2 separate regions of the Homo sapiens genome follow, and region 2 is linked to region 1. Evidence: chromatin contacts called from ENCODE Hi-C or POLR2A ChIA-PET data. All regions are on one chromosome and are shown on one strand. Each heading gives the region's core, a stretch centred on a gene start or an enhancer-like site at or near the end of the contact. The rest is flanking DNA. Distances are from core to core; before and after follow the strand shown. Region 1 holds the start of CACNG7 (calcium voltage-gated channel auxiliary subunit gamma 7). Region 2 has its middle 16 kb from the start of NLRP12.

Region 1 (6,958 bases), core at 4,379-6,878:
GGAGGGTCACATGAGCCCAAGAACTCAAGGTTACACTGAACTATGAGTATGCCACTGTGTTCCAGCACAGGCGACAGAGCAAGACCCCATCTCAAAAGAACAAACAAACAAAAGAAATCAATCATTTTGAAAGATAGTCACCAAAACTTTTAAAATTTAATTGAATCTAACAACCAACTAAATTCAATGTATACAGTTGTCTAAATATTTAAAATTGGAAAATGGACATATGTGCAATTTCTTATTAATTCATTAAGTAGTAAGTTCTAATGGTAGTAAAGTAAAAAGGAGCTCTAACAGTAATTTTGATGTAGCAATGACTAATAATTTGGAATATCTGCAACTCTCATGTGATGAGAAAATACCTGTGATTACTATTGATAATGAAGCCACAAGCACTGCTGCTGCCTGCATTCATAACTGAAGGGAATGCTAAATTTTAGTTAGAAGTTAAAAAAAAATTTGGCCGGACATGGTGGCTCACGCCTGTAATCCAAGCACTTTGGGAGGCCGAAGTGGGCAGATCACTTGAGGTCAGGAGTTTGAGACCAGCCTGGCCAATATGATGAAACCCCATCTCTAAATCTTTGCCTTGGTATCATTTTTTGTAACCTCAGAAGACTGTGAACTACTCATCCAACCAGGAGAATGCTTTTAGGGTGTTTCCTGCAGTTTTTCCTCTCTTCTATTTAACTGACATGTTGCATAATTAACAGCCTGCTGATTTACATAGCAGATAAAGAGAGGCAGAATAGTACAGAGATGCACAGATCTGAGGCATCCGAGATAGGAAATGAGAGAACCTGAGAAGGAGAGAGATCAAGCTTTGGTGGTTTGGTCTGATCTCTCCTGAGGGTGTGGTCAGGTGTGCATGTGGGGCGTGTGATGGGTCAGGCATGTTCCCGGTGGGGTGAGGAGGGTGTGGAAGGTTTGGGGAAAGGCAGTTGGGCATGTCCCTGACTCTCTATCCCCTCCACTTTGATAGCCTCCCTTCGATGGGGAGGACGAGGAGGAGCTGTTTCAGGCCATCATGGAACAAACTGTCACCTACCCCAAGTCGCTTTCCCGGGAAGCCGTGGCCATCTGCAAGGGGGTGAGAGCCCCCTGACTCCCAGCTTCTCCAGGCTCACAACCACACACCCCATTGCTGTCTCTGTGCCTATTAGAAAAATGCTCCCATTCCTGAAGTCACTTTACTTCCATCTGTTGGAAAAGTTGATATGATGCATAGGTTTTGTTAGAACAATGATTTCCAGCCCTGTTGCCACGAGGCCTGGAGATGGCCTCTGTCTCATCCTTCTCTGTGACTCCCACTCCCCAGCTCCCTGCTTGCAGGAAGTGCTGAAAGTCCAGGGTGTCTGTCTGTCTAGAACTGGGTGGGTCAGGTAAACCCAACTTCTGCAGCTTTTCTTCCTGTGTGAACTTGGGTGAGTCACCAAAACTTTGTGAGCTTAACTCTCTTCAGGGGTTATGGAGTTGACACAGAAGAAAGCACCTGGCCCATAGCAGATTTTCAGCCCATGTCAGCACCTTCTGCGTCTAGCTGCTCTCTCTGCATCTCCCTGACAGTCTCTCTGGTTTCTGTCTCATGCCTCCCCTCCATCTGCATACGATGGGGCTCTCTGTGTTTCTTCCTTTTCTCTGTGTCTCCTTCTGCATCTCTGTCTACACTTTTGGGCCTTTGTCCAACCCCCCTACCCCCCATCTCTGTCCCCTCCTGTGTCCACTCTCATACACACACGCTACATCTCACCCTCCTCTCCTGCTGGCTTTCTGTCCTCCCTTTTCTCTGGGTCTCTGTCCCCATATTTGGTCTTTATTCCTCCCTCTGGGTGTGTGTTTCCTGGGTCTCTATCCTTCTCTCTTTCTGAATCTCTGTCCCCCTGGGTCTCCTCTGTCTCCTCCCTTCTCTGAGTTTCTGCCTTCTTACCTGGGGTCTCTGTACCACCCTCTGAATTTCTATTTCCCCTTTTCTCTGGGTCTGCAACCTCTCTTCCCCCATTCCCTCCCTCTTCCCCTTCATCTCCTCTACCCTTCCCTCCCTCCCCCTACCGACCTCCCTCTGTCCTTCACTCTCCCCTTCCCTCCCTCCCCCTACCCTTCCCTCTCCCCGTCCCTCTCTCCCCTTCCCTCTCTCCCCCTACCCCTTTTCCCTCTCCTCTTCTCCATCTCCCTCATGATTTGTTCTGTTTCTCTGTGTGTCCCTGGGTCTCTGGGTATGAATTTCATCTGCTATCATTTTCATGTATCCTCTCCTTCTTCCTGTCTCTCTCTCTCTCTCTCTCACTCACTCTCACCCTCTGTCTCTCTCTCTCTCTGTCCCTCTTCCTCTCTCTCTCCTCTCTGTCTCTCTCTGTCTCGCTCTCTGTCTGTCTCCCTCCTCCTCCTCCTCCCTCCTCCTCCTCCTCCTCCTCCTCCTCCTCCTCCTCCTCCTCCTTCTTCTTCTTCTTCTTCTTCTTCTTCTTCTTCTTTTCTTCTCTCTCTCTCTCCTTTCTTTTCCCTTCCTCCCTCCATTTGCCTGTTTCCCCTGGCTGTTCTTATCTCTCCGGATCTCATGCCTGTGTCTCTTGGTTCCTCCATCTGCCTGTCTCTGTCCCTCTTTCTCTGGGTCTACCTGTCCGGCACTCTGTCTGTTTGTCTGTCTGTCTCTCTCTGTGTTTCCCACAGTTCCTGACCAAGCACCCAGGGAAGCGCCTGGGCTCAGGGCCTGATGGGGAACCTACCATCCGTGCACATGGCTTTTTCCGCTGGATTGACTGGGAGCGGCTGGAACGATTGGAGATCCCGCCTCCTTTCAGACCCCGCCCGGTCAGTCACCCTCCAGGCAACAAAAACCTGGTCCCTGAAGGGGTGGGGTTCCCCTGGGCCTCAATATACCTGTATGTGGGGGTGGGGTTCCCTCTGCAGAGCCCCCCGCCCCCAACAAAAGGAGGTGCAGACACCATGAAGCATGAATAGAGATTCTGCAGGAGACAGGAGATGAGACTGGGGTACACAGAGGGACACCCGAGGAGCCCTCGGAGCTGCTTAACTTTCCCTCCCCCACGTCTCCCACAGTGTGGCCGCAGCGGCGAGAACTTTGACAAGTTCTTCACGCGGGCGGCGCCAGCGCTGACCCCTCCAGACCGCCTAGTCCTGGCCAGCATCGACCAGGCCGATTTCCAGGGCTTCACCTACGTGAACCCCGACTTCGTGCACCCGGATGCCCGCAGCCCCACCAGCCCAGTGCCTGTGCCCGTCATGTAATCTCACCCGCCGCCACTAGGTGTCCCCAACGTCCCCTCCGCCGTGCCGGCGGCAGCCCCACTTCACCCCCAACTTCACCACCCCCTGTCCCATTCTAGATCCTGCACCCCAGCATTCCAGCTCTGCCCCCGCGGGTTCTAGACGCCCCTCCCAAGCGTTCCTGGCCTTCTGAACTCCATACAGCCTCTACAGCCGTCCCGCGTTCAAGACTTGAGCGGAGCCCGATATTCTCCCTGACCTTAGCGTTCTGGACTCTGCCCCAATCGGGTCCAGAGACCACACCACTAACCATCCCCAACTCCATGGGGTTCGAGACTCCATCTTGGTAGTTCTGTGCCTCCCCCCAGACCCCGCCCCTGGGGAAATAGCCTCACGGGGTTGGCTGTTCCAGACTCAGGTTCCAGAACAGCCCTCGGCCTCCGAGGCTCCCCGCCTCCACTCTAGTTCTAGATGAGTGGGAGGCGTGCCCCCCTCCTCCAGTACGTCCCGCTGCTGTGCTCTGGGGATTTCTGGGATATATGGAGGATTCTTTCCCCAGAGGCTCCCAATCAGCTTTTGTTCTAGACTTCCCCATCCCGAAGCCATCACTTCTCCCCGCAGCCCGCCTGCCGTGCATGGCTCCTGTCTGGCTCGGACCCACCCCAACTCTCCCCAGTGCCTGCCACTCTCTGGGACTCTCCTCCTCCCCTCCTCTTCCCTTAGCCTCTCCCACCCGGCCACAGCTGCTGGAGAATAAATTTGGGATGCTGATGCTGAAGTGTTTGGATATTTTCTTGTAAGCTTGGAGAATGAACGGGGTGTGGAGGCGGGACAGTGACTGTACATAGACACAAACAGAGAAGGAAAGCACGGAGACCCACAAAGTGAGAGGGGAGACACCCACTGCAGGGGAGCAAGCAGAGAAGCGCGCGCAGACAGAGGCAGGAGACCCAGACAGACAGAGACAGGGAGAGAAAATATCACAGAGGGCACCAACGTGGACAGTGCACAGCGAGAGAGGGGCACGGAGATCACTGAGAGTGCCAGGTGGCGACCCCCGCGCAGAGACCCAGCGCGTCCGTGTTCACCAGAGCAGCCACGCAAGCTCACATGCACCCCCAGGCTCAGACACCGGGGAGAAGTCCTTCCCAAGCGGGGAGATCACAGTCTGGCCTCTTCTTGAGAGACCTAGAGACCTGATCAGAGGAAGAGACCCCCACGCCAGAGCAACCAAAAACAGCCAGAACCCGAGAGCCTAGGAATCGGCGACGGAGGCACACGGCAGGCAGACGCGCCTTCTGGGCCTCTTTCCCTTGACCCACTTGAGAGTCTGGGGAGTGCCGGGGACCGTGCAGATGGACTACATTTCCCCGCAGGCCTCGCGGCAGACCCTTCCCCCAAGTGCGGCTCCTTGCCGCCAGGGCTGATGGGAAATGTAGTCTCCGGTCAGGGCCAGACCAGTGGAGCGGTGTGCCTTGTCTGTGTGTTTGGAGGGGACTGAGCCCCAAAGCTTCGCAGTCTTCCTTGCGGACCCGGGCACGTCTTCTTCCCTGCAGTCTCCTGGGTTTCCATGACCCGGTCCGGGTGGATGCTGGGGCTGCCCCTCTCTCCCTCATCACCGCCGCGACACCCCCATCCAGTGCCCGCAGGCCCCAGCCCCCGCTCCGACCCTCGGCGGGCGGCCTGCCCCTTTAAGAGTGGCCCCGCTGACATCACGGCGGGGGGGGGGGGTGGCCCGGCTCCTGGCTCCGCGGCGGCTGCAGGACCCGACTCCGCTCTGCGCCCGCCCGCTGCTGTAGGGACCCCGGCCCGGGACGCCCCCTCCCGCTTCCTGCAGCCGTCCAGACCCCAGGCTCCGCCCCAGGCCTGGCTAGAGCCCCAGTCCTCGTCAGGGGACCCCCAGGATTGTCCCTGCTGTCTCTCCTTCTCAGAGTCTCTCTCTGTCTCTCTCTGTCTCTCTGTCTCTCTCTCTCTGCCTCTGTCTCTGTCTCTTCTCCAAGCTCAAGGTCTCTGGGTCTCAGCATCTCTCAGCCCCAGGCCTCTGGGCGTCCCCCTGTCTCTTTCTGTCTCTTCCTGGTCTCTGACCTCTCCACTTCCCAGGCCTCAGAATCTCTGCGCCTAGGTGGTGAGGGGTGGTCTTAAACTCTGTCTCTCTCCCTCTTTGTCTCTCTCTGTCTCTGTGTCTCCTTCAGTCTCCAGACCTGAGTCCCTGGATTTCTCGGCCTCAAGGTCTCGGCGTGACTTTCTCTCTCTGCCCTGTCTCTCTTTGTGCCTCTGCCCCTCTCGGGCTCTCTGCCTCTGTTTCTATTCTCTCTCCCTCTCTGCCTCCCCCATCCTCAAGGCCCATCTCCCTCCCTCGCTGCATCCTTCCCCCCTTCCCTCCCCGCCCCTCCCCTCCTCCGCAGTAGCCAATGAGCGGCCGCCGGTTCCTGCTCCCGGCTCCGTCCGCCGAGTGAGGCCGCGGCCGCGGGGGGTGGGGGGTGGGAGGCCGGGAGGGGGCCGGGACGCCGGGCTCCGGGGCGGGGGCGGGGGGCGCGGGCACCGGCGACCCCGGTGGCGGCGGCGGCGGCCGGGGGAAGCCTCGGGGCCGGTCATGCGGCTGCGGGGCCCGCGGCCCGGAGCGTCCGCCCAGCCCTGAGCGAGGTGAGCGCTAGCGGAGGGTCCTGGGAGGAAGAAGGGGCGCCCCTCGAGGTGGCTGCGAGCCGGGTTTGGGGCAACAAGGGACCCGAGTGGCTCCAGGGGTGGTGAGATCCTGGCGGTCGGGACGCCCGAATTCGAGCGGCTATGGGGGATGCAGGGACACCTGGGCCTGGCGATCCCGGAGGACGGGGTCCGAGGGTCCCGGAGTGGGAAACTGCACTCCTCGCGTCCGAGTCGCAGCGAGCGTGGGCTGGGGAGGGCAGAGGCCGGGTCCCTGAGGAAGGCGAGGTACGGGGCGAGGGCGGAGGACCCAGGCCCGGCCAGAGCAGGATGTGGGTCTGGAAAGGGGTCCCAGAAAGGGGGAGTTACGGTCTCCCGAGAGATGGAGGAGAGATGGAGTTTGGGCTTAAGACTTGCAGAAGGGGACCCCGGAGATTCAAATGCCTGAATCCGGGAAAGGGTGGGAGAAAGAGGGAGAAGAGGAGGCTTCAGGCCTGGGGGGAGGGTCCCAAAGGAGGAAAGGCTGGAGGAATAAGGAGATCTGGGCGGGCCAGTGAGAGGGAGGAGGAATTGGAGCAAGGTTGGGTTTTAAAACGGGGTGCGAGAATGTGGAGAAGGGACGAGGTCCCAGCTGAGAGTCAGAGGGGCGAAAGGGGGAAGCTGAGATCGGCTACCTGGGATGGAGGCAGCCAGGGTGGCCAGGGTGATGGTGCCCGTTTCCGAGCCCACAGGGCTGCGAGGGGACCAGGCAGCTCGCGGTCAAACCCCTGAGCCGCCAGGCGGGGGATGGGAGGAAAAGCTGGCCAGAGCGTTCCCTGACTCCGGATCTCGGAGGCCTCCAAGAGGTTGGGGGGGAAGGAGGGGGGATCTGGAGGCTGGGAGTGCGGGGTGGAGCGGGGAGGAGTGAGGGTTGTCTCAGACTCCAGAGTCTTTATTCAGGTGGAGCAGAGTTGCAAGGTTAGAAGAATTCTGGTGAAGGAAAGTGGAGTTTTATGTCTTGATTAGTTTGTAGGGGAGAATGTTGAGGGGTCTCAACCTTCATAGTTAAAAAGATCCCGGGTATTCAGGGATGTAGAGGTCTCTGGTTGATAAA
Region 2 (7,051 bases), core at 4,515-7,014, 67 kb before region 1:
GATATCCTGAGTCATCCCAATTCTTAGACCTTTTATACCTGTTTTTCTCCTTCTGTTATTCCATTTAGTTTTTCAATTCATACAAAACCGTATCCAGGCCATCATCAATCATTCTATACGACAAACGTTTCTTCTAACATCCCCACAATATCACCCCTCACCACAAGACCTCCCTTCAGCTTAATCTCTCCCACTCTAGGTTCCCACGCCGCCCCTAATCCCGCTTGAAGCAGCCCTGAGAAACATCGCCCGTTCTCTCTCCATACCACCCCCCAAAAATGTTCGCCGCCCCAACACTTCAACACTATTTTGTTTTATTTTTCTTATTAATATAAGAAGGCAGGAATGTCAGGCCTCTGAGCCCAAGCCAAACCATCGCATCCCCTGTGACCTGCACGTATACGCCCAGATGGCCTGAAGTAACTAAAGAATCACAAAAGAAGTGAATATGCCCTGCCCCACCTTAACTGATGACATTCCACCACAAAAGAAGTGTAAATGGCCGGTCCTTGCCTTAACTGATGACATTACCTTGTGAAAGTCCTTTTCCTGGCTCATCCTGGCTCAAGAAGCTCCCCCACTGAGCACCTTGCGACCCCCACTCCTACCCACCAGAGAACAAACCCCCTTTGACTGTAATTTTCCTTTACCTACCCAAATCCTATAAAACGGCCCCACCCTTATCTCCCTTTGCTGACTCTCTTTTCGGACTCAGCCCGCCTGCACCCATGTGAAATAAACAGCCATGTTGCTCATACAAAGCCTGTTTGGTGGTCTCTTCACACGGACGCGCATGAAATGGGCTACATGGAGAAACCCCATCTCTACAAAAAATACAAAATTAGTTGAGCATGGTGGCACAGTCCCAGCTACTCGTGAGGCTGAGGTGGGAGCATCACCTGAGCCCAGTAAGTCAAGGTTGCAGTGAGCTGTGATCGCACCACTGCACTTCAGCCTTGGCAACAGAGTGAGACCGTGTCTAAACAAACAAAAACAAAACAAAAAAACACCCAAAAACAGAAAGGGCAAATTTGCCCTTGTTCACTTGGCCAAGGTCACACAGCCATGAGGTACAGGGGCAAACAATGGACTTGGGCCACACTAATCGCAGCCGTCACCCCTACTCTGTCACATACAGGCATCTGTGTAAAAATAAAATAAAATTACAATTACAAAAATAAAGTAGGGCCAGGTGCGATGGCTCATGCCTGTAACCCCAGCACTTTGGGAGGCCGAGGCGGGTGGATCACAAGGTCAGGAGTTCAAGACCACCCTGGCCAATATGGTGAAGCCCCGTCTCTACTAAAAACACAAAAAAATTAGCCGGGTGTGGTGGCGGGCACCTGTAATCCCAGCTACTCAGGAGGCTGAGGCAGGAGAATCACTTGAACCCAGAAGGCAGAGGTTGCAGTGAGCCAAGATCGTGCCACTGCACTCCAGCCTGGGCGACACAGTGAGACTCTGTCTCAAATAAGTAAATAAATAAAATAAAATCAAAATAGACCTACCATTTGATGCAGCAATCCCACTCCTGGGTGTCTACCCAGCGGAAAAGAAGTCATTATACAGAAAAGATACTTGCACACACATGTTCATTGCCACAATTTGTAATTGCAAAAATATGGAACCAGCCCAAATGCCCATCAATCAACGAGTGGATAAAGAAAATGTGGTATATATATATATATATATGCCATGGAATACTATTCAGCCATAAAGAGGAACAAAATAATGGCATTCACAGCAACCTGGGTGGAATCCGAGGCTATTATTTTCAGTGAAGTAACTCAGGAATAGAAAACCAAACATCACATGTTGTTACTCATAAGTGGGAGCTAAGCTATGAGGTCGCAAAGGCATAAGAATGATACATTGAACTCTGGGGACTTGGGGAAAAGGTGGGAGTAGGGGTGATGGATAAAAGAGTACACATTTGGCATAGCGTGCCCTGCTCGGGTGATGGATGCACCAAAATCTCAGAAAACACCACTAAATAACTTATTAATGTAACCAAACACCACTTGCTCCCTAAGACTCTATTGAAATAAAAAATAAGGGCCAGGCATGGTGGCTCTGTGGGGAAAAGCAAGAGAGATCGGATTGTTACTGTATCTGTATAGAACGAAGTAGACATAGGAGACTCCATTTTGTTCTGTACTAAGACAAATTCTTCTGCCTTGAGATGCTGTTAATCTATGCCCTTACCCCCAACCCCATGCTCTCTGAAACATGTGCTGTGTCCACTCAGGGTTAAATGGATTAAGGGCGGTGCAGGATGTGCTTTGTTAAACAGACGCTTGAAGGCAGCATGCTCCTTAAGAGTCATCACCACTCCCTAATCTCAAGTACCCAGGGACACAAACACTGCGGAAGGCCGCAGGGACCTCTGCCTAGGAAAGCCAGGTATTGTCCAAGGTTTCTCCCCATGTGATAGTCTGAAATATGGCCTCATGGGAAGGGAAAGACCTGACCGTCTCCCAGCCCGACACCCGTAAAGGGTCTGTGCTGAGGAGGATTAGTAAAAGAGGAAGGCATGCCTCTTTGCTGTTGAGACAAGAGGAAGGCATCCGTCTCCTGCCCGTCCCTGGGCAATGGAATGTCTCGGTGTAAAACCTGATTGTATGTTCCATCTACTGAGATAGGGGAAAACCGCCTTAGGGCTGGAGGTGGGACATGCGGGCAGCAATACTGCTCCGTAAGGCATTGAGATGTTTATGTGTATGCATATCTAAAGCACAGCACTTAATTCTTTACCTTGTCTGTGATACAGAGACCTTTGTTAACGTGTTTATCTGCTGACCTTCTCTCCACTATTATCCTATGACCCTGCCACATCCCCCTCTCTGAGAAACACCCCAAAATGATCAATAAATACTAAGGGAACTCAGAGGCCGGGGGATCCTCCGTATGCTGAACGCTGGTCCCCTGGGCCCCCTTATTTCTTTCTCTATACTTTGTCTCTGTGTCTTTTTCTTTTCCAAGTCTCTTGTTCCACCTAACGAGAAACACCCACAGGTGTGGAGGGGCAACCCACCCCTTCATGCTCACGCCTGTAATCCCAGCACTTTGGGAGGCCGAGGTAGGCGGATTACCTGAGGTCAGGAGTTTGAGACCAGCCTGACCAGCATGGAGAAACCCCGTCTCTACTGAAAATACAAAATTAGCTGGGTGTGGTGGCGCATGCCTGTAATCCCAGCTACTAGGAAGGCTGAGGCAGGAGAATCACTTCAACCTGGGAGGCAGAGGGAGTGGTGAGCCGAGATCGCGCCATTGCACTCGAGCCTGGGCAACAAGAGTAAAACTCTGTTTAAAAAAAAAAAAAAATTAAGGCCGGGTGCGGTGGCTCACGCCTGTAATTCCAGCACTTTGGGAGGCCGAGACGGGCAGATTACCTGAGGTCAGGAGTTTGAGACCAGCCTGGCCAACATGGTGAAACCCTGTCTCTATTAAAAATACAAAAATTAGCCCGGCGTGGTGGTGGGTGCCTGTAATCCCAGCTACTCGGGAGGCTGAGGCAGGAGGATTACTTAAGCCCAGGAGACGGAGGTTGTAGTGAGCCGAGATCGTGCCACTGCACTCCAGCCTGACCGACAGAGTGAGACTCTGTCTGAAAAAAAAAAAAAATTATATAAATCAATACAAATAAAGTTAATGTATTTTATTTAACCCACTATATCCAAAACATTATTATTTCATGCAATCAATATGAAAAGGTTATTCACGAATTACTTTTCATTCTTTTGTTCTTGTTGTTTTTAAATTAATTCTTTTTTTATTTTTATTTTTTTTTGAGATGGAGTCTTGTTCTGTCGCCCAGGCTGGAGTGCAGTGGCGCGATGTTGGCTCACTGCAATCTCTGCCTCCCGGAATCTAGCGATTCTCCTGCCTCAGCCTTCTGAGTAGCTGGGATTACAGGTGTGCGTCACCATGCCTGGCTAATTTGTTGTGCATTTTTAGTAGAGATGGGGTTTTGCCATGCTGGTCAGGCTGGTCTCGAACTCCTGACCTCAGGTGATCCGCCCGCCTCAGCCTTCCAAAGTGCTGGGATTACAGGCGTAAACCACCGTGCCTGGCCTAAATTAATACTTTAAATTAATTAAAATGCTTTTAAAAAGTCCAGAACAGGCCGGGAGCGGTGGCTCAAGCCTCTAATCCCAGCACTTTGAGAGGCCGAGTTGGGCAGATCACCTGAGGTCAGGAGTTCGAGCCCAGCCTGGCCAACATGGTGAAACCCCGTCTCTACTAAAAATACAAAAATCAGCTGGGCTTGGTGGTGCATGCCTGCAATCCTAGCTACTCGGGAGGATGAGGCAGGAGAATCCCTTTAACCTGGGAGGCAGAGGTTGCAGGGAGCCGAGATTGTGCCATTGCACTCCAGCCTGGACGACAGAGCAAGACAACATCTCAAAAAAAAAAAAAAAAAAAACAAGAAAGAAAAACTAAAATGGTACCATGTTTTGCGTTTTTATTTTTTTTATTCTTAGTTGTTTTTTTTTTTTTTTTTGAGACATGATCTCACTCTGTCACCCAGGCTGGAGTACAGTGGTGCAATCATGACTCACTGAAACCTCAAAACTCCTGGGCTCCAGCCATCCTCCTGCCTCAGTCTCCTGAGTAGCTGGGGTTTCAGGCACGTACCAGCACATCTGGCTAATTTCTTTTTTTAATTTTTAGTAGAGATGAGGTTTCACTATGTTGCCCAGGCTGGTCTCAAACTCCCGGGCTCAAGCAATCCTCCCTCCTTGGCCTCCCAAAGTGCTGAGATTACAGGCGTGAGCAACTGTGCTTGGTCCAAATTGGTATTACGTTTTCAATTCAGGCTTCAGATAGAAGGTACCCTAGTTTTATTGCCAAGAAGAGATATAATTTCTATAAAACAACTCTCCTATCTAGCTAGTTTTAGGAACACTCCTACTGGTCAAAGTATATAAAACTAAGGGGACCAGAGTTAGCTGTAACGACCTTGGGCTCCACATATGCCTGTACTTAAGAAAATTAATGAACATTCTTGGAAGGTGGAATGCATCTTTTACACCTGAGCAAATTGAGGCTTGGGTTACACAGCTCTGCCTGGCGCATGTGATTTATTTTCTCTCTCTTTTTGTTTTTAAGACCTAGTCTTGCTCTGTTGCCCAGACTGGAGTGCAGTGGCATGATCTCAGCTCACTGCAACCTCTGCCTCCCGGGTTCAAGCAATTCTCCTGCTTCAGCCTCCCGAGTAGCTGGGATTACAGGCGCCCGCCACCATGCCTGGCTAATTTTTTTGTATTTTTAGTAGAGACGGGGTTTCACCATGTTGGCCAGGTTGGTCTTGAACTCCCAACCTCAGCTGATCCGCCCTCCTCGGCCTCCCAAAGTGCTGGGATTACAGGCGTGAGCCACCGCACCCGGCCTGGGCAAGTGATTTCTTTCTGCCTAATTGTCTAGTCATTAACCGGTAACTGAAAATCACAAACAATTTCAATCTTAGGACTGATTGCCCAGCAGTCAATTCATGCAAGATACTTTTTTTTTTAAATTGAGGCTTCCGTGGATGGTGAAAATCAAAATTGGAATGATTTTCATATGGAACAATGAAAAGCGCCCCTTTCTGAGTTTTCTAGACTGACCTCTGACCTCTGTTTCGGAGGGCCCGGCTAGGGCTGGCCTGGGACTGCAGAGGATTTTGTTTTATTTCCTGTGGACTAAATTATGATAGGATTTTAGGCACCAGTAGAGGGCGCTGAGACACAGGTGGGCGAGCAGAAGACAGGCTGTTCGAGGGGAAGTAAACCTAATCGCGTTCCCTTTAAACTTTGTAATGACTCACCACGGAGTCAACTGAGGAAGTAAAACTTAATAGGAATAGTCTCAGTGAACAATGCCATAAATTGACACGCAGCCAAGTGCCAAGTTCTGATAACAAATCAGTAAGAAATGCAAGTTAAAGGAATGCCATTGTTCCCTTAGGGGGAAAAAAACCTCTTCTTTGTTAAAGCCAGTGATGACCAGCAGAGGGTAAAGCCAGTTCAGAAGGTCAACCGGCAGTTTTAGAAATTAATATGGTCTCACGCATGAATATTCTTACAGTAATTCTACTTGGGTGATTCAACTCTGACAAAAATAGCAGAGATGTTTTCTATTATTTATTTAATTTACTTACCTTTTTGAGACAAAGTCTCGCTCTGTCGCCCAGGCTGGAGTGTAGTGGCGAAATCTGGGCTCACCGCAACGTCTGCCTCCCGGGTTCCAGCGATTCTCCTGCCTCAGCCTCCCGAGTAGCTGGGATTATAGGCACCTGCCACCGCGCCCAGCTGATTTTTGTATTTTTAGTAGAGACGCGGTTTCACCATGTTGGCCAGGCTGGTCTCGAACCGCTGACCTCAGGTGATCCACCTGCCTCTGCCTCCTAAAGTGCTGGGATTACAGGCAAAAGCCACCGTGTCCAGCCACAAACTGTCTTATCAATGGCAACTGTCTCCTGATCTGTTGGCCTCACAATAACTGAATAATAAAGCTTACGTTTTGCCAGGCGCAGTGGCTCACGCCTGTAATCCCAGCACTCTGGGAGGCCGAGGCAGGAGTATCACCTGACGTCAGGAGTTCGAGACCAGTCTGGCCAACATAGTGAAACCCCGGCTCTACTAAAAATACAAAAATTCGCCGGGTGTGGTGGCAGGCGCCTGTAATCCCAGCTATACAGGAGGCCAAGGCAGGAGAATCGCTTGAACCCGGGAGGTAGAGGTTGCAGTGAGCAAAGATTGCGCCACTGTACTCCAGCCTGGGTGACAGAGCTAGACCCTGTCTCAAAAAACAAACAAACATACAACCCCACCCCCCAAAAGACCCTACATCTTAAAACAAGAGGCAAAATTGCCCTCCGTTGAGAACCACTGTTCTAGACTTAATCTGTTAGAGTCATTTATTTATTTTATGCACAGAATAACTTTGCAAAGAGGAATGACTTTTTATTTGTTCCAGATTCTAAAATAATCTATGCAGTCTTCCGTGCAGGTTGAGATACTTAAAACTCTATCGGCAAAGGCCGGGTGTGGTGGCTCATACCTGTAAT

Evidence for each region. A loop is a pair of places that touch in the nucleus more often than their neighbours do. ChIA-PET counts read pairs that join two places held with the same protein, here RNA polymerase II (POLR2A). Pooled maps may share reads with other maps.
Region 2: a loop to region 1 is called in a map of Panc1, with 7 times the contacts of the local background. The contact joins the enhancer-like site here to the promoter of CACNG7 in region 1. A Hi-C loop is called at or near these places in 19 of 168 maps with a recorded cell type or tissue (K562, MCF 10A, PC-3 and 15 more), 11 of 37 single-sample maps with no recorded cell type and 25 of 50 pooled maps. POLR2A ChIA-PET finds 5 or more read pairs at or near these places in 7 of 52 experiments (BJ, H1, HEK293 and 4 more).

What each region holds. Positions count from the first base shown.
Region 1 is chr19:53,903,650-53,910,607 of GRCh38, forward strand. CACNG7 (calcium voltage-gated channel auxiliary subunit gamma 7) reads left to right here and starts at 5,629. Exons shown (of 6, transcript NM_031896.5): 1 at 5,629-5,868. PRKCG (protein kinase C gamma) reads left to right here. Exons shown (of 18, transcript NM_002739.5): 16 at 986-1,093; 17 at 2,668-2,808; 18 at 3,058-4,003. The coding sequence ends at 3,246. RefSeq lists an enhancer at 3,714-4,255.
Region 2 is chr19:53,836,552-53,843,602 of GRCh38, forward strand. No RefSeq gene overlaps it. Among named protein-coding and RNA genes, the nearest start is that of NLRP12, 16 kb to the left of the region's middle. RefSeq lists enhancers at 1-699, 3,006-3,775, 3,776-4,543. Within about 2 kb of position 5,765, at least 8 of the 41 ENCODE cell types and tissues checked have a DNase peak (open chromatin) inside an H3K27ac peak, as active enhancers do; they include PC-3, Panc1, dorsolateral prefrontal cortex and 1 more, where a contact is called at or near this core.